3 separate regions of the Homo sapiens genome follow, and all the other regions are linked to region 2. Evidence: chromatin loops called from intact Hi-C (ENCODE). Cell type or tissue: endothelial cell of umbilical vein. All regions are shown on one strand.

Region 1 (8,000 bases), 160 kb before region 2:
TTTTCTATGTTGTCTCGATATAGATCTCTTTTGCTTAGTATCTTTATATGCTAAGTTTCAATATGAACCTTATGCTGGAAACTGCAAGAGAAAAAGTCTATGAAAATCCATGACTCCTATCATTTTCCAGGAGTAAGCGTGACCCATGCCTAGTACTCACAGTTAAAGGACCATCTTTAAATTCTTACCTTTAGGACATGCTTTACTGTTGTTGAGTCATTTGATTTCAAAAGACCAGTCACATTTTTAGCCAGTTCCTCATGTACAGTCCTCTCCTTGCATGCCCTGGTCTTGAACACGAACTGAAGAAAATCCAAAAAGTGAATAAAGTTAAATACTTTGAAAAATGAAGCTTCAAAAACTATGTCATGTGAATAACTTATGTCTCTAAATTATCTGCTCATGCCAGATTTTGCCATGAGATAAATGCAGGCCCAATGATAAGAGCAGTACACACCTGTTCCTATTTAGGGCTTTGCAGAAGTAGGGCCTTGCTCACCTAAGCTCTCCTTGAAACTCTTTGTAGAAATCAAGAGAAAGAGCCAGAGAGCCATTTAGCACGTTCAAGGAAACATGGAGGGCTTTGACCCACCTACTTAGGACACATTCCCCTTCTCCTTCCTCCACTGGTAACAGGTGGCATGGTAGCAATTCTTCATCCTGAAAGGGTAGAGCACCCACTCAAATAGCCAAGTGGGGAAGCCAGTGCCTTCCAGATGCCAGTACGTGAGCTCCCCACAAGCCCAGGGTCTATGATCCCATGCTTAGACACACTATCAAGGCGTTCATGAACATTGGCCATCAGTAAGATAACAAATGCTGCATACTTATTTTTTTTCCTCAAAAAATTGGTTTTGGCATGCACCACTGAGGGCACATAATGGCTAGTTTTCAGTATTTCTTCATCTCTTAAGAATATCAGTATCAATTTATGCACATACATAAAGTTCAAATATAAAATGCTTATTACTGAATTATAATATTTCACTTATGAATTGGGTTTGCCTCGTGGAAGGACATTTCTTCATAATTTTCACAATTCGGATTTCACCGTAATTGAGAGTGAAGGCAGGAAAGAGAAGGAATGGCTTAATGTAGAGGCACATTAGCTTTTGGATCTGTAACTGTTTCTTTAAACTTTGTAGCACATTGGCACCTAACTTGTCATGGTGGGATTTGACTTCTCCAAGCTCATCTCAAAGGAGAAAGATGAAGTTAATGGATGCATGAAACTAGATAAAATCAAGAGTAATACAATTTTTCCCTCTCATGGGTTATACCTCAGATGTGAGTAACGTCATCATCAATGAGCTCATGCCATGCACAGTTATTTAGCCTGAAGGGCATTTAAACTGGCACTGAAATATTCTTATTTTAAAATTTTGACTGTAACCCATCAGTGCTACAAATCACTGTTAACCATGGCATTTAATTAGACTGGCTTTAGACACGCATCTTTGAAAAAGACACGGTGTATGTGTGCATTTTGCATATTGTAGACGAAGTGAGTTAGCAGCATTTAGCACCACTGAACTTGAAATGGTGTTTAGATAACTTCTAAATAAATACAAATTGTATTGAATATCACATCTTTGGAGGACATTCAAGCACGCACTGTAACAAGAGTCCAATCACAGGATGATAGAACTGAATGTTCCTTTGGTCATTTCATCTCATGTCACAGGAGAAAACTGAGGTTCAGAGAGGCTGACTGCTTAAGTCTAGAATTGACTAGAATCTAGTCTCTTACTTGCCAGCTTAGTGTTCTTTCCCGAGTAAAATGCGAGTTGATTACATTTATTAGGAGGTATTTGTTTTAGATATGTTAAAATTTATTATAAAATTGTTATCAGCCTAAAATTCCACATAGGTGTATTTTTGGATTTGAATCACTTAAAGCAAGCTAAGTAGATAATCTCCTGTATTATAAAGTGAGATGGTCTTGTTGGGTATTTCAGATACCCTGGTTAAAAATAAAGGTCACGCCAGGATGCATTTCTAATGCATCTCTCCAGGAGCGTCACCGGTAGAAAGTCTGAGATTTGAGGTATTCACAAAGAGCTAGCCTTGGTAATCACAAAAATAGTCACAACACCGGAGGGTTCTTAATGTAATTTTCAATGATCCCACTGACATGAGGAAAATAATATGTGTTGAAATGGAGATGCCTGTGTGTAAGATGGATCAGTAACTTTTTTTCTCTTTCTCAGTCCCTTTAAGGATTGAAATGAAACATTCGGGTAATGAAGCATTGAGAGGGTGAAAGTTCTCCAGGTGATTCTGTTGAATGGTAAATTCATCGATACTCTATAAAACTAAGCTATGACCCTATCTTAGGGAGCAAACTAAAAAGGCTTGTGTAGGTGGAACTGGCTTTTTGCAGTTGAGATGTGGATCTTATTGGGTAAAATTATACAATAGAGAAATTATTGTGAAATAACTATTTTTGGCATATAGCCTATGTTTAAAAAGGGCACATACTCATGCTTTGGCATTTGGGAAGACAACTAACATTTCTGGCAGATAGAAAACATATGGATATAAAAACTGTAATGAAAAAAATTTCCTTACAGATGGTATCTCAGAGGGGTTCACTCCAGAATGCAATTTCTGGTTACTTCCTTTTATGGGAGTGTGGAATTTTTTTTTTTTTTTTGAGATGGAGTCTTGCTCTGTTGCCCAGGCTGGAGTGCAGTGGCACAATCTTGGCTCACTGCAAGCTCTGCCTCCCGGGTTCACGCCATTCTGCAGCCTCAGCCTCCCAAGTAGCTGGGACTACAGGCGCCCACCACCACGCCTGGCTAATTTTTTGTATTTTTAGTAGAGACAGGGTTTCACTGTGTTAGCCAGGATGGTCTCAATCTCCTGACCTCGTGATCCGCCCGCCTCGGCCTCCCAAAGTGCTTGGATTACAGGCGTGAGCCACCACGCTTGGCCGATTTTTTTTTTAACAAGTTTCTAGACATCTTGAATATATGAGTATCTGTCTGTGCATACATATTAAGAGAATACAGTTTTTTGATGAAAAAGCTATGTCTCAAAAAGATTTAATCTATGCATAGGAAAAAAAATAAGAGATTTAGGTCCTCTATGTATTATAAAGTAATTTAAGATACTCTTCTGTATTTCTGGATGGGTTCTTTCTTTTCATTCAAGAGGATGACATTTAGGTGGGAACTATGAAAGTGCAAACATCATCACAAGTTCACTGGCATTAATCCACAGGCCAACTGGAAATGAGAATAGAAGCGTCTCTGAGTGAACACTTGACGTAGGACACTGGAAGAAGCAGTGCACACTGATGGAATGGGCAAGTGGTTCATGCCAGAAGATAAAGGACTTAACATACCAGAAGCAGGTACAAATATACAGTAACTGGGAAAATGAAATAATGCCTGAGGAAACAATAGAAAGAGCTAAGAAAGCATTACAGAGGAAACACAGAGCATTCAACAAACCAACAGGAAAGTCTTCCTTAAATTAACACAGGAATCTCATGTACTTGTAATGTTGACTTCAAAAGGACAGCACTTTAGTTTTCTCCTCTATCTTTTTCTTTCCTCTCTCTCCCCATTTAATTATTTATGTGCACAGGTACACATTATTTATACATTTAAAAATTCACCTAGCCCATTAATGCAAAGAGATGGAATTCTAAGTAGCTAAGGCAAATTCCTGATATTACTGTGGTGGGCGCCACTCAGTTAAAGGGAGAAAACTTCCCACTTACTGCAGACAGGAAATGAGACAAGTCACACAGCACAAGGGGATATGAGCAATTTCCAAGAGGCATTTCATACCTTAATATATGACTGGACAGAATGATCCAGCTGCTCCTCATGGCACTTGGCCACAATGTCGGTCAGAACCCTGCAAAAGCAAAGCTGTTCAGTGGCCTTTCTGGAGAGGGCAGAAAAACCCCGCTTTAGTTTGTCATTACAGTGCTTTGTAAATTGGGTATTTAATAATTACTGGGTGAATGAATGAACCAATCTCTGACTCCTTCCTTGCCCTCCTCAGCCCCATATCCAATACTGGGCATTTAATATCTATAGCATCAATGAGCCATTTCCATCGATTAGCCATTTCCAACTTTGAAACTTTGAAACACAAAGATGTAAGTAGTGTTGTAATATCACAATGGAGACTTTTTGTCCAAGTTGAATGTGCTAATTATGGTCTGTGCGTTTTTGACATTATCTTTTTGCAAAAGGGATTATTTTTAGTGCCTAATTAAAATTTTAGACTTTTAATTTCAAATTAATAATCATATTTCATTTGAAGAGGGCTTGCCTTCCAACCTATAGGCACTATATATGCTTTTGGAAAAAGTAATTAGGTTAAGATGCAGTTGTTTTGTTTTGCTTTGTTTTTCCCTTAGCTGGGTTGGGGTTTCTAGCAGCAATGATGTACAGGTGGATCTTTTTTCACATTAACACTACCAGCTGCTCCATGGCTATAGTGCTTAGGAATATCTCAGAATTTCAACAGATCTATCAGCTGCAATATCTAGGAGTCTTGCCAACACAGAGACACATTCACATGCTGAAAAGAGCATGAGTTGAAGGCACAGCTGGGGACTTTTGATGCAGGTCCAGAACTGGATGGTTGTGAAGCCATTAGAGATATTTAAATTGTCCAGAATTTCAGGCTCTGCTTTAAAAACTAGGCTACAAACCCTCATTCAGAAAGAGGTCAGTAATATGCCTGTGAGTTAGAAAGATACTGGAAACATTTCAATGCCAAAAGTAACATTTTTTTCCAGAATGCTATGACTAAATTTTTTAAAAAAATGAACAGCACAAATATATAATTTAATAATTAATTCAAAGCACTATCTCTATAAAGAAGAAATTGTGATTTGTGAAGGCATTGGCCAGATTAGAGATGTTGGAAGAATTCAGTATAGCCAAATTTAAAGTGAGAACAGTTAAAGCATTTAATACTTAAAAAAAAGGTTCTTGTGGGAATGCAAAATTATACAGCCACTCTGGAGAATAGGCACTTTCTTAAATATCAAACATGCAACCACCCTGCCCCCCAGCAATTACACTTTGGGCATTTACTTAAGAGAAACGAAGACTTATGTTTACACAAAACCTCTACATGAATGTTCATAGCACTTCTTTTTTTTTGAGACGGAGTCTTGCTCTTTCACCCAGGCTGGAGTGCAGTGGTGCAATCTCAGCTCACTGCAAGCTCCGCCTCCTGGGTTCATGCCATTCTCCTGCCTCAGCCTCCCGAGTAGCTGGGACTACAGGCACCCACCACCACGCCCGGCTAATTTTTTGTAATTTTTTTTTTTTTTTTTTTAGTAGAGTTGGGGTTTCACCAACTCTACTGTTACATGTTAGGCAGGATGGTCTCGATCTCCTGTCCTTGTGATCCACCGGCCTCGGCCTCCCAAAGTGCTGGGATGACAGGCGTGAGCCACCGGGCCCAGCCGTTCATAGCACTTTTATTCATAACAGCCCTAAACTAGAGACACTCCAAATGTCCTTCAACAGGTGAATAATTAAACATATGTGGTGCATCCACATCGTGGAATACTACTCTGCAATGAAAAGGAGTGAACTACTGATAGATGCAATGATCTGGATGAATCTCCAGAGAATTATGTTACATGAAAAAGCCAATTACAAACATTTACCTACTGTATGATTCTACACCTGTATGGAAGATGTTGCCAGTGGGGAAAACCAGGTAAAGGGCACATGGGAAACTCTGAATTATGTTTTACAATTGCACATGAATCTACCGTGATCTCAAAAGAAAAAGTTTAATTTAAAAATCAAAGAAAAAGAGGTCTAACACTTTACTACTAATAATAAGAGATTAGAAGGTAAGGAGTCAAGAGTGGAAAATGCTTAAATTTGAGATGTGTTCAAATGAAATGTAAACACACAACAGTAGATGACTGTTTAGTTATAATTAAGAGTTTATGTAACTACACATTATAAAGTCTCTCCTCTTAAGGTTGTGTTATGGATACCTGGTGACAGTTGTAGTTATTTCATCTTCCTCATTCTGTACCAGAACTTTGAAGAGCTGATTCAAAATTATAGGCAGAAAACTCATGATTGCATGAATCTTTTCCACATTCAATAAGTTCTGTAGTAAATTGGCAGAAAAAAAGGATACCAATTAAATTTGAAGCATGTCCTACATTCAAGACCTGAAACTATAAATCTATGAGAAGAAAACATAAGGAGAAAAACTTCGTGACATTAGACTGGGCAATGATTTTTTGGATATGACCCTCAAAGCTCAGGCAGCAAAGTGAAAACAGACAAATGGCATATCAAACTAAAAGGTTTCAGCACAGCCAAGGAAACACTCAATGGAGTAAAGAGACAACTTTACTCCATTGAATGGAGGAAAATATTTGCAAACCATACATCTTAGAAAGGGTTAATATCCAAAATATATAAGGAACTCAAACAACTCAATAGTAAGAAAACAAATAACCCAATGAAAAAATGGGCAAGGGACCCAAATAGACATTTCTCAAAAGAGGGTGTACAAATGGCCAACAGATATATAAAAAATGTTCAACGTCATTAATCATTGGAGAAATGCAAATTAAAACCACAGTGGGACATCACCTCATATCTGTTAAAATGGCTGTTGTCAAAAAAGGTGAAAGATAATAATTATTGGAGAGGGTGTGGAGGAGAAGGAACACTTGCACATTGCTGGTAAGAATGTAAATCAGAAGAGCCACTATGGAAAACAATATGAAGGTTCCTCAAAAAATTAAAAATAGCACTACCATATAATCTAGCAATCCCACTACTGGATGTATATCCAAAGGAAATGAGATCAGTATGCTGAAGATGTCTATTCCCATCTTTACTGCAGCACTATTCACTGCAGCCAAGATACAGAATCAATCCAAGTGTCCATCAACCGATGAAATGGGTAAAGAAAATGTGGTACATAAACATAATGGAATACTATACAGCCTTAAAAAGGAAGGAAATTAGGTCATTTGCAACAACATGGAGGAACCCGGAGTATATTATGCTAAGTGAAATGAGCCAGGCACAGAAAGACAAATACCGCATGATCTCATTTATATGTGGGATCTAAAAAAGTTGAATTCATAGAAGTAGAGAGTGGAATGGTGGTTACCAGGGGCTAGGGAGGGGAGTGCTGGGAGATGTTGATCAAAGGATACAAAATTTCAGCTAGATAGATAGGAGGAATATTGCACAACATGGTCACTATAGTTAATAAAAATGTGTTATATTCTTAAAAATCTCTAAGAGAGTGGATATTAAGTGTTATAACCTTAAAAATTATAAGTATGTGATATAATAAATACAGTAATTAACTCAATGAAGCTGTTACATAATGTATACATATTTCCAAACATCATACTGTATACAATAAAGGTATATAATTTTTCTTTGTTAATTAAAAAATGAATACGTTAGAAAAAAATAAAGTATATTCTGCTGGTATTTTTTTCAGAACTTGAGTATGAACACTGTAGCCCACCTTTATCTGGCTTTATTCTTTATTGCAATTAGTATGGAATATAGGCATGATGGTAATGTTGCAAGGACTCGTGATTTAATAATTAATTTAGAATAAATTGATTCTGATTTTCAATTATTTTTATTTTGGAAAAAACTGATTTTTGCTTGTCTTTTAAGTCAAGAAACAGAAACTATTCAGAAATTATGAAATAAAATCATTTACTCTCTGAATTGATAAGGTATTAAAAAATCTTGAGTAATAATCATCTCCCAGTTTGCCCATCGGTGGAAAATGTAAAAGTCTCTTTTGCACATTTTTACCCTGGAGATCACTGAAACTGCTTGCATGTCATGTTACCTTACAAGAGCGGATGAAATTTGAGGTAGGTGACTGAGACATATCTTTCTCTCTTTTTTGGCACTCTTGGAAAAATGCATTCACATGTGGATCCTACAACAGCAAAAAAAAAGTATTTATTTCTGATGACACGTAAACCGTGTTACAAACACAAACCA
Region 2 (8,000 bases):
TTTTCTCTTATGAAAGTGTTGCTCTTAAAATTTCATTTATAGCCGGGTGTGGTGGCTCACATCTGTAATCCCAGCACTTTGAGAGGCCCAAGCAGGTGGATCACTTGAGGTCAGGAGTTTGAGACCAGCCTGGCCAATATGGTGAAACCTCGGCTCTACTAAAAATACAAAAGTTAGCTGGGTGTGATGGTATACACCTGTAGTCCCAGCTACTCAGGAGGCTGAGGCAGGAGAATCTCTTGAACCTAGGGGGCAGAGGTTGCAGTGAGCTGAGATGGCACCACTGCACTTCAGCCTGGGTGACAGAGTAAGACTTTGTCTAAAAGATATCATTTATAGTATTGTTTTTCTTTGTCTTTCTCTCTCTCTTTCTCTGTCTCTCTCTCTTTTTTTTTTTCAATAAGGGTCTCGCTATGTTGCCCACGCTGCATTCCTGGCTTTAAAGATCCTCCTGACTTGGCCATCATGCCCTACCTCATTCATAGTTTAAACTTTTTGCAAACATCTTCTTCAGAGTTGCTTCAGCACTGTTATTCCAGCGAGTGAAGCTCAACTTAATAAGATATTAATATGCTAGCTTTCTTCCCTCCCTCCCTTCCTGCCTCCCTCCCTTCCTGCCTCCCTCCCTTCCTGCCTCCCTCCCTCTCTCCCCTCTTTCCTTATTTTCTCTATTTAATGAAAATTTACTGACTGCTAGTCTGTGCTAGACAATATCCCAGGCCCTTGGGATAAAACAGTGAATACAGAGACACAAAGAGTCCTATCCTCTGGGAGCTTATATTTTGGTGCAAATCTCAAAAATAATATGATTCCCTCTTGGGAAAATATCCATAAACACTATAATGGTGTTTTTTTTTTTTTTGGTAGATTCTTTAGTCTAAAATGAGTGTTGTCTGGTTGAATGCCCATAATTGCAGATAAGAAAAATTAAGCCCAAAGAAGCGGCGGTTCCAAGGTCTCCAACCTGAGAGTTGCAGTCTGACAGTATGCAACAGTAAATATGTATTTTATTGCATGCCAAGAGCTTGGAAAAGCTCAGCTATGGATTGAAAGCTTTATTATGTGTGGTGCAACAGGATCTCTCTGATCATTCTTCAGACAGCATCCTGCCTGATGTCACAAGGCACTGAAGCAGGAACTGCTGAATTGGCAAATGACCTTCAGTTTGAAAATTACAGTATATCCAAAGGGAAGAGATGTGAATTTCAATTTCATACACTTTCTATGCAAAAATATAGCTGGCCCAGGGAAGATTCATGATGAGTCTTCCGAAGCCACAAAGGCTATGTTCTATCATTTATAAAGCAGCATTGGGATCACTCAAGTCACACACACACACAGACACACACACACACACACAGACACACACACACACACACATGCAATTACTGGTTTTACACATGATGGAAAACTGACTTCAGTCTTATTGCTGCAGTTTATAATGATCTATGTGGCCAGATTCTAAAACTAGAAGGAAAGAACCGCTGGGGATCTCCTAGTATCTATAAACACATATTCTATTTATTACAGTCATTCGTGGAATTGTGCTTTCCACATGCGGAAGAGTGAAAGTTGAGTTCTCTAGCAAAGGAAGAAACAATTGTATTGTTTTGAGCATTTCCTGTTCGTAATTCATTGAAAGCAATTGGTGCCAATCCTGTGAGAAGGCCTGGAGAATTTCAACACGTTCACAATGTCTCCAAGGTGTCTACGCCAACAGTAGGGCGGGAAAAAGGGATTGACAGTAGTGACTCTACGAGCCAGCCATGCTTCTGTGTCTTTCCCTCAGAGAAAGGTTGCCCGAAACAGGTCATAGGCTACTACTAGAAAGAAAATCAGGCCGGGTGGCTCATGCCTGTAATCCCAGCACTTTGGGAGCCTGAGACAGGAGAATCACTTGGAGTCAGGAGTTCGAGACCAGTCTGGCCTGGTGAAACCTCGTCTGTACTAAAAATACAAAAATTAGCTGAGCATGGTGGCTTACGCCTGTAATCCCAGCTACTCGGGAGGCTGAGGCAGGAGGATCGCTTGAACTGAGGACGCAGAGGTTGCAGTGAGCCGAGATCGTGCCACTGCACTGTAGCCTAGGCAAGAGTGAGACTCCATCTCAAAAAGAAAAAAAATTAATCACTAGAAGCTATTGTGTTAATCTGGCTAATGATGTGTTAATTGGAGTTAAACTATGAAGTGGCTTAGTGCTGTTTTGTGTCAACAGTGGGATGCCAAACATTATTATGGGCAGTGATATTTTATCAGTACTTTAAAGTGACTGGTTAGCTACTAATAGTAGAAATAGTAGCAGTAGTCTGGCCACATTCAGGGTATATGCATTTATCAGTAAGTACATAGATGAACTAGCAGGTAGGTGCTCGGGACTTTGGTAAGTCATGAATGAAAAGAGCTACACAACAATATACAACAGACCTTTTTTTTTTTTTTTTTTGAGACGGAGTCTCGCTCTGCCACCCAGGCTGGAGTGCAGTGGCTTGATCTCAGCTCACTGCAAGCTCCGCCTCCCGGGTTTACGCCATTCTCCTGCCTCAGCCTCCCAAGTAGCTGGGACTACAGGTGCCCGCCACCATGCCTGGCTAATTTTTGTGTATTTAGTAGAGATGGGGTTTTACCATGTTAGCCAGGATGGTCTTGATCTCCTGACCTTGTGATCCACCCGCCTCAGCCTCCCAAAGTGCTGGGATTACAGGTATGAGCCACTGTGCCTGGCCAGTATACAACAGACTTTCTATAATAGAGTTTTATTTGCAATACTGTGGAAGGGCAGTGTCTTAGTCCATGCAGGCTGCTATAATAAATACCATAACCTGGGTGGTTTATAAACAACAAAAATTAATTTCACACAGTTCTGGAGGCAGGAAGTCCATGATCGAGGCGTCGGCAGGTGTGGTGTCTGTGAGGGCCTGCCTCCTGGTTCACAGATGGCATCTCCTTGGTTTGTCCTCACATGGTAGGAGGAGCAAATGAGCTCCCTTGAGCCTGTTTCGTAAGGGCACTAATCCCACTCCTGAGGGCTCTGCCCTCATGACCTAACCATCTTCCATAAGGCCCCACCTCCTAATACCACCGTCTAAGGAGTTAGGATTTCAACATGTGAATCTGGGGGGAGATGGTAAGGCGACACACATAAGCAACCCATAGCCAAGAGAGAGGGAGCGTAATTCAGTCAGGGGGATTCCATATGGCTTCTCAGAGTCTAAGCTATTTGACCTGGGCCGTGAAGGATGAATAAATGACACTTGGGAGGAAAAGTGAGTTAGAGTATTTCAAATGTGAAAGGCTATGTGGCTCACGAAGGCATCTGACTTTTGAAGGCCGATACCACTTGTTTACCTGATGCTAAACTCTCCCTATATTAGCACTGCCCCCTGCTGTCCATTGTGAGAAGAGGTCTGAAAGGACAAATGCATCCTTTTTGCCATTTTGCCCTTTAAAAATGAACAGACTGTCATCCTCAATATCACTTATTTGTAGTATCATTTCTTCAAGTTTCCATTACCAAGTGGCATGCTGAATAAAAGCAGGCACAGACCAAGAACAGCAATGACAACACGGCTTTCTCAGTGAGTTTACATAGATGTAAGCCTGATTCCACCTCTTAGGGTCCTTTATTGATAGATAAGTCATACATTTCTTTGGCCTCAGTAGTTGAGATTTAGTCAGCTCTTCAGCTCTCTTTAACTGTTAACTGATGAGAATATTTGGAGACAGAAAATGTCTCAGTGACTCCTCATCATAGTGAGACAATGGCCACGCCATGCCACGAGGAGCTAGTTGCATGGGCAGGCAGGTGTAAACATCCACATATGCAGAAAGAAAAAAGCCAGCAGCTGGCATCTCGTCACCCACAGCTTCCAGAAACAGTCTGGAATGTTGTTGGATGCTCAACACTGCAGAATTGGTATGAACCACATCAGTGTGGTCTGTCTTGCATGATCGGGCAGGTGTAAACATCCACATATGCAGAAAGAAAAAAGCCAGCAGGTGGCATCTCGTCACCCACAGAATGTTGTTGGTCGCTCAACACTGCAGAACTGGTATGAACCACATCAGTGTGGTCTGTCTTGGGGCAGACAGCAAGAACCGAGAAATGACCAGGGTAAATTCTGAGAGTGACAAATTCCATCTCTATTTGAGAATGGGAAGGAATTTGAAGGTTACATTTTTATTTTTATTTTATTCTATTTTAGAGACAGGGTCTCACTTTATCACCAGGCTGGAGTGCAGTGGCATGATCTCAGCTCACTGCAGCTTCGACTTCCTGAGCTCAAGTGATGCTCCCACCTCAGCCTCCCGAGTAGCTGGGACTATGTGTGTACCACCACACCTGGCTAATGTTTGTATTTTTAGTAGAGGCAGGATTTCACCATGTTGCCCAGGCTGGTCTTGAACTCCTGGACTCAAGTATGCATCTGCCTCGGCTTCTCAAAGTGCTGGGATTACAGGTGTAAGCCACCGTGCCTGGCTGGAAGGTTACATTTTTCAGTTTGAGTTTTGGGTAAACATCCCCATGGAGATCCTAAGTTCACTGATGGTGGTGTGGGACCTTTTATGATTCCACTAGAATGCTGATCTTGGGAGTAGAATTCTCCTTAGAACCGTGGCTGATGCAACTCGAATCAGAAGAAAGACCCACAATCTGGAAATCCTGACACTTTCCTGAGTGTGTTGACTTCATGTTTGACTGAATGAACCTTTTGTTCAAAAAAGGCAAATCTAAAACACAGACATACGCTTCACTTCTTTTAGTTTCAAATTAAAAGTTTTATCTAATAGTAGTATTTGTTCAAAATTTTACAAGGTAACATTGTTGATGTTTCATTAGCATCCCTGATCCCTAATGGCCATCCTATCTCTTAAACCACAAGAAATATTGTCTCTTTAAAGTCCATAATGTGCATTTACACTGATAAAATAAGGCCAGTGACTCCCAAGCTGCTTTGGGGAAAGAGGCCATCTTTTCTCTGTGTGACTTGTTCAGTGGCAATTGGAGTTTTACATCTGCTCTACAGGTCCAATCATAATAGAGCTCACTGTTATGTTAAATGTAGTTAGGTCTATCAAAATGTTAATAAACATGATAATGACAAACTAAGGAGATAGTTATCATAAAATGATGATAACATTTCTTGACTGTGTCGTATGTGCTCAGCATTTTCTCGTTTCGTTTTGTCTGTGATGTAAGTATCATGATCATTCCTTGCAGTGGGTTGCAAAGTGGCTCCCCCAAAGATATGCCCATATCCCAATCACTGGAACTCATGAATGTGACCTTATTTGGAAAAAGGCTCTTTGCAGATGAGTTAAGCCTTTCAAGATGAAATCCTCTTGGATTATTTAAGCTGGCCGTAAATCCAATGAAAAGTGTTCTTATGAGATAGCAGAGGAAAAGACACAGAGAGAAAAGGAAGAAAAGGTGGGAAAGACATATGAAGACGAAGGCAGAGACTGGAGTTGTGTGGCCACAGGCCAAGGCATTCTTGGAGCCACCAGAAACTGGAGGAGGCAAGGCAGGATTTGCCCCTAGAACTTTTAGAGGGAGTGTGGCCCTGCTGACTTGATTTTGGACTTCTGGCCTGTAAGAATAAATATCTATTGTTGTCATAAGCCACTTAAGTTATGCTCATTTGTTATGGTGGCCCTAGGAAACTAGTGCATCCTTATTTTGAAGTTGAGAAACTGGAAGCTCAGAGAGGTTAAATAACTTCCCAGAGCCACAGAGCTAGCCTTAAGAAATGGGGGAGCTGTGTTTGAATTGACATCCTTCTGACTCAAGCACCTGTGCTCTAGGCATGAAGCCACATGTCGGCTTAATAATTCAGAGAGCATTTGTTTTCCTAAGACAGAACCAAGGATGTGAAGAGTGTGCTGATGCAATTTCAGAGCAGGCTCTCCCAGCAGCTTCCTGCTTCCAGAATGCATTTTTTGCATTAAAAAAGCCATTAGAGTTTGTCCATCAGCAATTCAGTCCACGTGTGGCTCAGCCTCCCAGCTCAGGGATAAGGTAGTTCTATACTTGGCCCCCAAAGGCCTTGCTTTATTTCTCTAATCATAAGTATGATTGTCTTGACTCATGCTGGGCAATAATACAATGGAGAATGAACATTAAATTAAATCTATAAAGAGCCTAAAATCAATCAACCCCTTCATGAAACTAATTTTAGAAAAGAGGTCATTAGATATATTAGAGGCAATTTGAAAGTTAACTGAGAAATGAGACCTCATGTTCTCTTTGGAAAAAAACCTTTTTGTCATGAGATAGATAGAATTTGTACTTCCATCAGAGTAGTACAGCTGCCACAAAAACCCTACAAATCTCTAGGAGTCAAAATGGTGATTTTATGCTTCAAGTACAGCAGATTACCACTGTTATCCCATATACATGGATAATGGCAAACAACTTTCTATTCTCCATGGGCCATCAAACCACCTCTCAGCAATGTAAGGACATGATTTCAATCATTGGTGAATTCAGAAGAGGAGAAAAGCCATCTTCAAAATATGTACAGTTTTTGTAATTCTAATTGGATTTTATACTAGAGCAGTGTTAACTGAATGTCAGTTATTCATGTCCCACCATCTTGATTTTTGCCAAATCATAGTATTACCTGTTAGTATATACTTAACAAAATCCTTTTAATCAATGACTACCTTTTTTCCATAAAATTTCATTTTAAACTAAAACTGTATTCTTTGACGTAAACAGGACAACAGTATCACTTGTAAAAAACAGAATAACTGAAAGTAATGGTATAATACAAGGACAAAATTAAATAAATGTTGCCATTCAGTTTTAGTTCAATGTTGTTGTCTACCAAAGTTTCTAAGCCCAAGCCCACTCGGTCTTTGTGTGAAGGGGAAGAATTGCAAATATTAGGCAAGCGTTATGGACAAACTAATGTTAAATTGAGACTTTATCCTCAGTGTAATCTGAAGTTTGAAAGATAACTGAAACAAAATCTTCCACACAATATGATCCAATGTTATTTAAAGCTGTGTATGAAACCACCCAAAATAATTTAGAGATTATCCATGTGTCTAATTTAACAAAGTCAAGAGAGAGCTGATGCTCACTGCCAAAGACCACCCTCTAGGGTGTACAAAAACATCTTGGAGGTTTTTATTAGGTGCCTCATGAAATAGAGTGGAAAGAGTGAAGATGGGTATTAATATTTTTTGGAGGGGTGAGTATGGATAGGTGAGGTAATTTTCTAGGCAGAGCAAACACATTATAAATATATTTTAAATATTTGACCAATACGAAAACCATCTTCATTCTTCTCCCCACCTTTACTTTATGGACTGTTTCCATACCTTCCATTTATGGCCATCTTAGTTTGAGTGGCATGGGTTAGTATAAAATCCCCTAGTGGTTTCCTAACTGCAATTCTTGTCTTTTTTAGATTAAGCTTACACATTTACTTATATCACAGCTTTAGCTGAAAAGCTTCAAAATCTCCCTCAAGTTCATCAAATGATCCAAATGAGGAGGAACGTACAAAGGCCCCTTTTAATCAGGCTCTTATCTGCTAGGTAAACCTAATAAGTTCTGCTCCATTTCTTAAATGTCGACATACCTCCCATTTATGTTTTAGCCCCTGCCACTTTTTGCACTTAGAGTTCCTCTCAATGCTTCCAATCAAAATCCTTCATTTTTCAAAGACCAGTTCAAAGAGCACACTTGCTGAGGTCCTGTGATGAAGGTAATGTCTCTGTCTTCTAAGCCGTTCTAGTCCTCCTACTACACCTATCACACACTGTCTAACATGAGTTATTTGAGTACATCTCTTATTTGTATTGATGGTTTCAATCTATGTTTGGAGAAATAAAAGGAGCAAGGAAGGAATAAACATGCAGATTAGAGTTGAGAAACATTGATGGATATCAGAGTTAATCTCTCATGTTGTTTCTGTCCTCTCAAAGTCAATGACCTGTGCATACAAAGGGTAAAGTGAACCTTGAAAAGGGGGAAATAAAATCCCCAGTTT
Region 3 (8,000 bases), 250 kb before region 2:
TGACCTGAGCTAATGAGATTAAACAATTTTGGTGGAATTTCACCTGCATCAATCAGCTGTTGCCTCACATAAGCTGTGTGAGAAACCGTTCCAAATCTCAGTTGAAAACTATTTATTTATTTTTTACACATGGTAAGATGGGCTGGGCTTGGCTCCAATTTTGCTCCATGTGTCCTTCATCCTCCCTGGGCCAGTAGCTACTCAACTCAAAGCATAGTCCTCTAACGATGAAAGCAAAGTGTAAAAGACCGTGTCCCACTGTGCAAGCCTATTTCAGCCAAACTCATGTCACATCGACTAATATTCCGTTGGCCAAAGCAAATCGTGTGACCAATATTGACATCAAAGGCTCTCATGAAAGTTGAGGGGGAGATAATGAATACTTGCTGAATGATAATCTAGTATATTACATCTGGGAAAAAGTGCCTTCTTTCCACTGTTTATTTTTTTTTTCTTTTGAGACAAAGTCTCACTCTTGTCCCCCAGGCTGGAATGCAGTGGTGTGATCTTGGCCCACTGCAACCTCTGCCTCATGGGTTCAAGGAATTCTCTTGCCTTAGCCTCCTGAGTAGCTGGGATTACAGGCATTTGCCACCATGCCCGGCTAATTTTTGTATTTTTAGTAGAGACGGGGTTTCACCATGTTGGCCAGGCTGGTCTCAAACTCTTGACCTCAGGTGATCCGCCTGCCTCAGCCTCCAAAAGTGCTGGGATTACAGGCGTGAGCCACCACACCTGGCCTTTCCACTGTTTTTTTAAGCTGGTAAACTATAGTCTTGGACCAGTTAGTGGTTGACTTTGCAGCCATATAGAAAGAGCCTGCCTCAGAATAAAACCAATAAAAAGAAAATCACAGCTGAGAGCTGAAGAGAGACAGATTCCTGAAGATCCAGCCATGTTGGAAAGTGGGTCTATTATTGCACTTTTTTGTTAGGTAAACCAATACTTTGTTTTTCCTAAGCTAGTTCTTGCAACCCAAGGTCCATAGCCATGACCCAGTATTTAATATTTTTCAGTATATAGATCATCATCAGCCCTTGAGACAATGAATATTTTAAAAAATATGGTGTTTAAGTTGCTGTATTGAAATTTTATTTGCCAGTTTTTGTAGTACTGTGGTATTATAGAAGTTTGATTCAAAGTTAAATTTACTGTCATAGGATTTGTCTTTAATCAGACTTTTAATACCTTAGAACATTTCACCTGGTCATATCTCGAAGTATTAGATGAAAATTAAGTATCTTTCGTCTATCTGTAGTTTCCAGAAAGGAACTCCATATCCTCAGGGGAGTCCAGGAAGATTGCATTTATTAACAATTGTGTAAAGATACTAGTAACAACATTAGAAGCAACACAGGCTTAAACGAGATGAGTTCTTAAGTTTCCTTTTTTTCTCTCCAGAAATAGGCAGTGTAAGACTGGCATAGCACTCCACTGTTATCTTGGACCTGGTATCCTGTCTGTTCTGCCACTTGTAATGTGTGACTGACAATCTTTCCTCTGGTCCAAGATGGCTAGCAGGGCTCAGGCTCACGCGCCTGGCAGGAGGAATGAAGTGAGGAAGAACAAAAAGGGCCTGGGCCAGCTGTCTGGCGCTCTGTCAAGGAGCATTTCTAGAAGTGTCACCTGACATTTCCACTTATATGTCATTGATCAGACTTTAATCACATAGACACAGCAAGGTTGGATGAGAAATACAGTCTTTTGTCTCAGCAGTTTCATCCCTTGAATAAAATCATGGTTGCGTTACTGGAAAAGAAGAGCAAAACAGATATTGGGAAGGCAGCTAGCCATCTCTGGCATAAATGCCAATTTCAGAAGTAAGTAAGAATGAAGTATGTCTGATGGAAATAAACATAAAATCAAAGATCAACAGGAGACAAACTAAAATGGCTACCAAAATGAATGTGAACACATCCCAGAAGAGAATTGGAAAACAAAATGTAAGTAGCTATGCACTGAGAATGAAAATCAAAATGGACAATAGATTTCTAAGAAAAAGGAAGTCGGAGAAAAATATTTTTTCTCAAGGTTTACTGTATGCGGTTCTTGGAATAGAGGAAAATGTGAGCAATTCCGTTTATAGAAAGGCATACCATTGAAAGGGAACACAAATTTTCTTTTCAAATAAAATAAGTCAAAATGTTTTTCGATAGGCTTTAGCAGACTTGGCTTGAATGAAGTATCTTTTAAAACATCTATGTCCAGTATAGTAACTTTAAGTTCATTATCAGCCCTCCAGTGACAAATTTACCTTCCAGAGTAGACTTCAAGTTTACTCAGAAGAGATTTTTCATTGTAAAAAACTCTGGGTTTTGGCATTTAGGGTGAAAAACATCATTATGTGAATTTGCTTAGAGTGAAACGGGTAGGCAGCAGCGTCTCCTTAACCTCATGTGGAATCAGGGATGTCCTTTGCAGGATGGGGAATGCCCTCAGGAAGGGTACCTGATGACATAGTGGGTGATGGTGAAATGGTCACTGCAGGTGGGTTGCTGTTGACCTGTTGAGGAATCTGGTTTAGGGTCAACCAAGTGCAGGCATCTGGTAAGTTGCAGAACAGCAGTGGGCAGGCAGAGAGAACTGAGAATAACCTTGTTCTGTCACTTATTATACTGTGATATTGAACCAATTTCTTCACTTCCCTGGACCTCCATTTCCTGAGCCATGAAATGAGGCTAAGGATACCTATTCACAGTGGAGTTGAGAGGATTAATGAGACCATTTAGGTAAAATTGCTTGGCATGGTGTAAATGGTGGGCACTCAAGGAATCCATCCCCTACTTCTACCCTATACTCTGCCCTTCTCTTTTTTACCTTTCCTCTCTCTCTCCATTCTTCTTTCCCCCAATCCCTCAAAATTTCCTAAAGTACCACCAGAGGGCACAACCTAGACCAACCTTCTGTCAAAGTGTAATAGATTCCATGCAGCTTATGGAGTCCTCAGAGATGATTCCCAAGTTATCCTGGAGTGTCTGGAGTGTGGTAAAAAGCCTTTTGGCTGGAAGTTCTGCCATTCTTCTGCAAGTACGTGCAACACTATATGGCATCAAGTTATTTACTCCAATTTGTTTAATCTAAAATCCAACAAGTACAATGTAACTAGGTTGGAGCAGTCTGTCATTTTTGTATTCATTTCTTCTATTTTACACTCATTGTGATGGCATAAAGTCTTGCTCTCTAGTCAAAATTGTCATACTATCCCTGCATGTGGATGTGCATGGGTTGGTCTTTGGAATAAACTAGTAAATGAATAGTTTTTTTGTTTGTTTGTTTTTGTTTTTGTTTTTTTTGAGACAGAGTCTCACTCTGTTGCCCAGGCTGGAGTGCAATGCAATGGCGTGATCTGGGCTCACTGCAACCTCCGCCTTCCGGGTCAAGCCATTCTCCTGCCTCAGCCTCCCAAGTAACTGGGACTACAGGCATGAGCCACCATGCCTGGCTAATTTTTGTATTTTTAGTAGAGACAGGGTTTCATCATATTGGCCAGGCTGGTCTCAAACTCCTGACTTCAAGTGATCTGCCCACCTTGGCCTCCCAAACTGCTGGGATTACAGGCATGAGCCACCGCGCCTGGACTAAATGAATAGTTTACTTTAGGTTTCCTTTCTGCTTGCTCCCCCATGTCCTAATCGTCTCCATTTGAATTTTGTCTTATATTTCTTTCAGAGTAATACATGTATACATATATGTATTTCTACTTAGTTATTTCACAGCATTGCTCTGAAAAGCTATAAATTCCATCTTTGAGCTGTTTTGGGGGTGTTAATTACAGCATATGATTGCTGAGAACATTAATCCATTCAATCAGTCTCCAATATCAACATTATTTCATTTATTTATTTTTAAATTTACTCTCCAGCTCAAAGGATTCAATCTCAGCTTTTAATGCAAGTGGCAGGTCAGGATTATACATTTTCTTGTTTTTACATATCTTCTAGGAATTTTAAAATACCACAAAACCTTACATCTTCCCAATTTTTTTGTCACTAAGAAAGATCAAGTTGACCTTCTAGCAGAGAAGTCAAATCTTAAATTATTTTTGACGTCATGGACTAAAAAAAGGAAACATCTTTACACAAATGACTGTCTTATCCAGCTGGACCTGAGAAAGCATGCCTGTGGAGACTAAAGCAACTCCATCTTGGATGCTAGTCACCATGTTGACTTCTGATTAACCCCAGTTCTGGGAATGCCTCTAAGATTTCTATTTTATCTACTGTTCCTTGTATAAGAGCATATGCTTAGAGTAAATCTGTCCTTAGGTCAAAACAACTTTGACCATAAATACTGCCCTTAGTGAGAGTCACATGACATTCGTGCCTTTCTTTGACTTCAATTGTCCTACACATTCCTACCCTATCATATAGAAGCCCTGGGTCTGGGGGATAATGGTGCCAGGATCCACCATCTTGCCTCATCACCACCGGAAACTATGGCTTTTATTTGTAAGTCACTATTAAATGTTTCTTTCTGAGAAACTGGATTTGTCAGCCTCTTTCTTTGGCCTCTTAACTTCCTTGGCCTTTGTGGCTGGGTTTACATAGGTCTGCCTACCACAGAGCAATGTCTTTTTTGTGTTCATTTTCTTTGTCAGAAATTCTACTTTAATCTTTTATGGACAATCTCAGAGGGCTTATCCAAGGCAAAAAATAGTAGCTAGCATCTTTCCTTAGGGACGTTTACAGATAATGAGTAATGTTTCTGTGCTTTGAACACTTCCCAAGTGCCCACAATGCAGTGTGCACTCTGCTAGTCTCTTAGTAGATGTGTTTCCGCCCTGAGAAATCTGGCAGATAAGAAAACGACCCCAGGTTTACCAGCTGGCACTAGGTTGTTCATTGGAGGCCACGTAAGGAGACAACATGAGTTACCCATTTCCTAGTTTATGCATTCATTATTATTCATTTATTTGTATCATTATTATTATTATTATTATTATTATTATTGTTTTTGAGACAGAGTCTTGCTCTGTTGCCCAGGCTGCAGTGCAGTGGCATGATCTTGGCTCACTGCAACCTCCGCCTCCCAGGTTCAAGCAATTATCCTGCCTCAGCCTCCCAAGTAGCTGGGACTACAGGTGCGTGCCACAATGCCCGGGTAATTTTTTGTATTTTTAGTAGAGATGGGGTTTCACCATGTTAGCCAGGATGGTCTTGATCTGACCTCGTGATCTGCCCATTTCGGCCTCCCAAAGTGCTGGGATTACAGGCGTGAGCCACCGCGCCCGGCCCGTATAGTTCTTTTAATAAACATAATTAGAAAAACAATTTAAAGTCATAACCCTGAGCTTCTCACCTGGGCTCTGTTTGGTACCATCTTCATAATTATATCTCAATTATGAGTGATCTCACAAATATTGAATGCTTACTGTTGTATGGCTTTATGCTAAGGACTTTGTGTTTTTTATTTCATTTAATCCTCTTAATAACCTGGTGAAACTGTTGCCAAATACCAGGGGTTCAACCAAGGTCCTGTTGCTCACTATACAGAAAGCCAGTCCTTGAGACAATGAGTATTGCCAGGGAAGAAAGGCTTTTTAATGCAGTTGACATCAGCTGGGAGATGGTGGGTAGGTTTCAAATTGGGCTCCCCAACCGACTTAAATTAGGTGTTTATATAGTGAGGGAAGGAATGTAACTATGTGTGGGAAAACAGGAATTAGGGAGGGGTAAGGAAGAGGATTGGTCAGTAGGAAGCAGGTGGTCAGTTAGGGAATTATGACGGATGAGGGGTCTCATTGTCTGCATGTTTCAGTTCTGGTAAGTTTCAGTTCCTTGATACTATCTGGGAGGCCTGTGAATCTGTTTTCTGAGAAGGGAACTCAGAGAAGACAGATGTAACTTTCAGCTTTAAGACCAAGAGGGTCAATTTTTATATTTACTGAAAAAACCATTAGTTCTATGGAAAAATTGGGGCAATTTCAAAATTTGTGTATTTATTATTACCATTTTACAGATAATGAAACTGAAGCTCGCTGAGGAGACTCACTTAGGGCCACACAGGCAATTAGCAACGGAGCTGGAGTCCTCCATCTGTGCAACCCTGCTCCACAGCCAGAGTGGTGCTCCACACTGCTATGTCATTCTAATTTAGAACGTTCCACCTTCAACAGTATGAGTAGGGAAACCAAAAAGAGTCACTAGTCAGTATGAAATTGCTCAAGGAACTCTAACCTTGATGATTTCTTTTTGATTCATTTATTCATTCATTCACCTATGTGTTTGGAAAGTGTTAATTGAAATCTTCTCTGTGCTAGGCACTTTGCTAGGCCTCTGACAGACACAAACAAGACACAATCTTTGCCTCTCATGAGTTACTTGCTTGGATTCAATTATTTCTTTTCTGTCTCCTTCATAGATTACTCTTTTCATTACCCTTGTGCCATATAACATCTTAGCTGTGTGAGACCAGGAGAAGGTGTTGGTCACCTACCCTTGGCAGTAGGAAGTCTTTCAGATCTGATATTAATTGTGTATTCAAATGTCAAGGTATCCTAGTACAGAAAATATCAGTGGGTTATTCTGATAAGGAAAATACTATTTGCTAATTTTAGAAAAGAGAATATGCTAAAAGTTACACCTCAGAGGGAATATCATTTGATATGGTGAACAGGAAACCCAAGAAGTTGTGAATTCCATTCAAAAGATGAAACTGCTTAGAAGATAATGTAAGGTTCTCACCCAACATGAGCACTGCACTCAAGGCCATTTCTAGGATGAAAGGGTGGGATGATTATCTATTATTCCAGCCATGAATTATTTCTGTGGCCTCCAGAAGATGCAACTGAATTGTAGCTATGTGTCCAGAATCGGTTCCTTCTGGTGGGTTCTTGGTCTCGCTGACTTCAAGAATGAAGCCGTGGACCCTCACGGTGAGTGTTGCAGTTCTTAAAGATGGTGTGTCTGGAGTTTGTTCCTTCAGATATTCAGATGTGTCCGGAGTTTCTTTCTTCTGGTGGGTTTGTGGTCTTACTGACTTCAGGAGTGAAGCCGCAGACTTTTGCAGTGAGTGTTATAGCTCTTAAAGATGACGCATCCAGAGTTGTTCGTTCCTCCCGGTGGGTTCGTGGTGTCGCTGACTTCAGGAGTGAAGCTACAGACCATCGTGGTGAATGTTACAGCTCATAAAGGTAGTGTGGACCCAAAGAGTGAGCTGCAGCAAGATTTATTGTGAAGAGTGAAAGAACAAAGCTTCCACAGTGTGGAAGGGAACCCAAGCGGGTTGCTGCTGCTGGCTGGGGTGGCCAGCTTTTATTCCCTTATTTGGCCCTGCCATGTCCTGCTGATTGGTCCATTTTACAGAGTGCTGATTGGTCCATTTTTACAGAGTGCTGACTGGTGCATTTACAAACCTTTAGCTAGACACAGAGCACTGATTGGTGTTTATAATCCTTTGGCTAGACAGAAAAGTTCTCCAAGTCCCCACTCAACCCAGGAAGTCCATCTGGCTTCACCTCTCAGCTACACAGTCCTCCATGGGCCCTGCATTTTTACCAAAGTCATTATCAGTTTATGTTGAATAGAGTAGGAAAGCTGCACTTGAGGAGAGTGGAAAAATCAGTAGTAACTCAAAGCCATGTTGAAAACTATTATTCAAATTTAAGGCATCCTGTTGTTATTTTTTTGACAATTTGATTTGAAAATATAACTTTTAATGCTGTACATATGAATAAGGCCAAATAAGGTATAAAATAATGTTGCCATGTTATCCATCAGAAACAAACAGATGTCTCAACATGTGGGAGCTTCTGTAAATGGGAAACTTCAGATCCTCCAGGGCCAGTGACTTGCCCTGGAGTCAGGGAATTGTTGGCTGACTTTGCTGGGCTAGAATTCATTTGTGTTTCATGCATTTTTTAAGACAACCCTTTCGTTCTTGCCAAATGTATGATGTTAGGAAATCCCCATTACTGGGGTGTGGTACCTACCCATCCCCTCTTGGGATTCTGACTCATTCCAAGCAGGAGCAATAGTGAGATAGGAAAGGAAAATGGGCAA

The links. A loop is a pair of places that touch in the nucleus more often than their neighbours do. Peaks named below come from ENCODE experiments on the same cell type or tissue, not always from the same donor. Only the 100,000 strongest peaks of a DNase experiment are listed, where the experiment ranks them.
Region 1: it touches region 2 in a loop (10-fold over the local background); 7 of 110 quality-filtered maps call a loop at or near these places.
Region 3: a loop joins it to region 2, with 12 times the contacts of the local background. A loop is called at or near these places in 4 of 110 quality-filtered maps.

Annotation. Positions count from the first base shown.
Region 1 is chr2:224,833,962-224,841,961 of GRCh38, forward strand. DOCK10 (dedicator of cytokinesis 10) reads right to left here. Exons shown (of 56, transcript NM_014689.3): 23 at 7,843-7,935; 24 at 5,993-6,111; 25 at 3,801-3,870; 26 at 189-302. Among named protein-coding and RNA genes, the nearest start is that of CCDC195, 120 kb to the left of the region's middle. In endothelial cell of umbilical vein, a CTCF peak has its summit at 3,804; a DNase peak (open chromatin) is centred at 3,800; H3K27ac peaks cover 2,943 bases.
Region 2 is chr2:224,998,865-225,006,864 of GRCh38, forward strand. The region is part of intron 1 of DOCK10 (dedicator of cytokinesis 10); the gene reads right to left. Among named protein-coding and RNA genes, the nearest start is that of MIR4439, 7.7 kb to the right of the region's middle. In endothelial cell of umbilical vein, a CTCF peak has its summit at 3,390 (motif pointing left); a DNase peak (open chromatin) is centred at 3,367; H3K27ac peaks cover 272 bases.
Region 3 is chr2:224,746,460-224,754,459 of GRCh38, forward strand. No RefSeq gene overlaps it. Among named protein-coding and RNA genes, the nearest start is that of CCDC195, 34 kb to the left of the region's middle. In endothelial cell of umbilical vein, no CTCF peak of the experiment used is centred here; no DNase peak of the experiment used is centred here.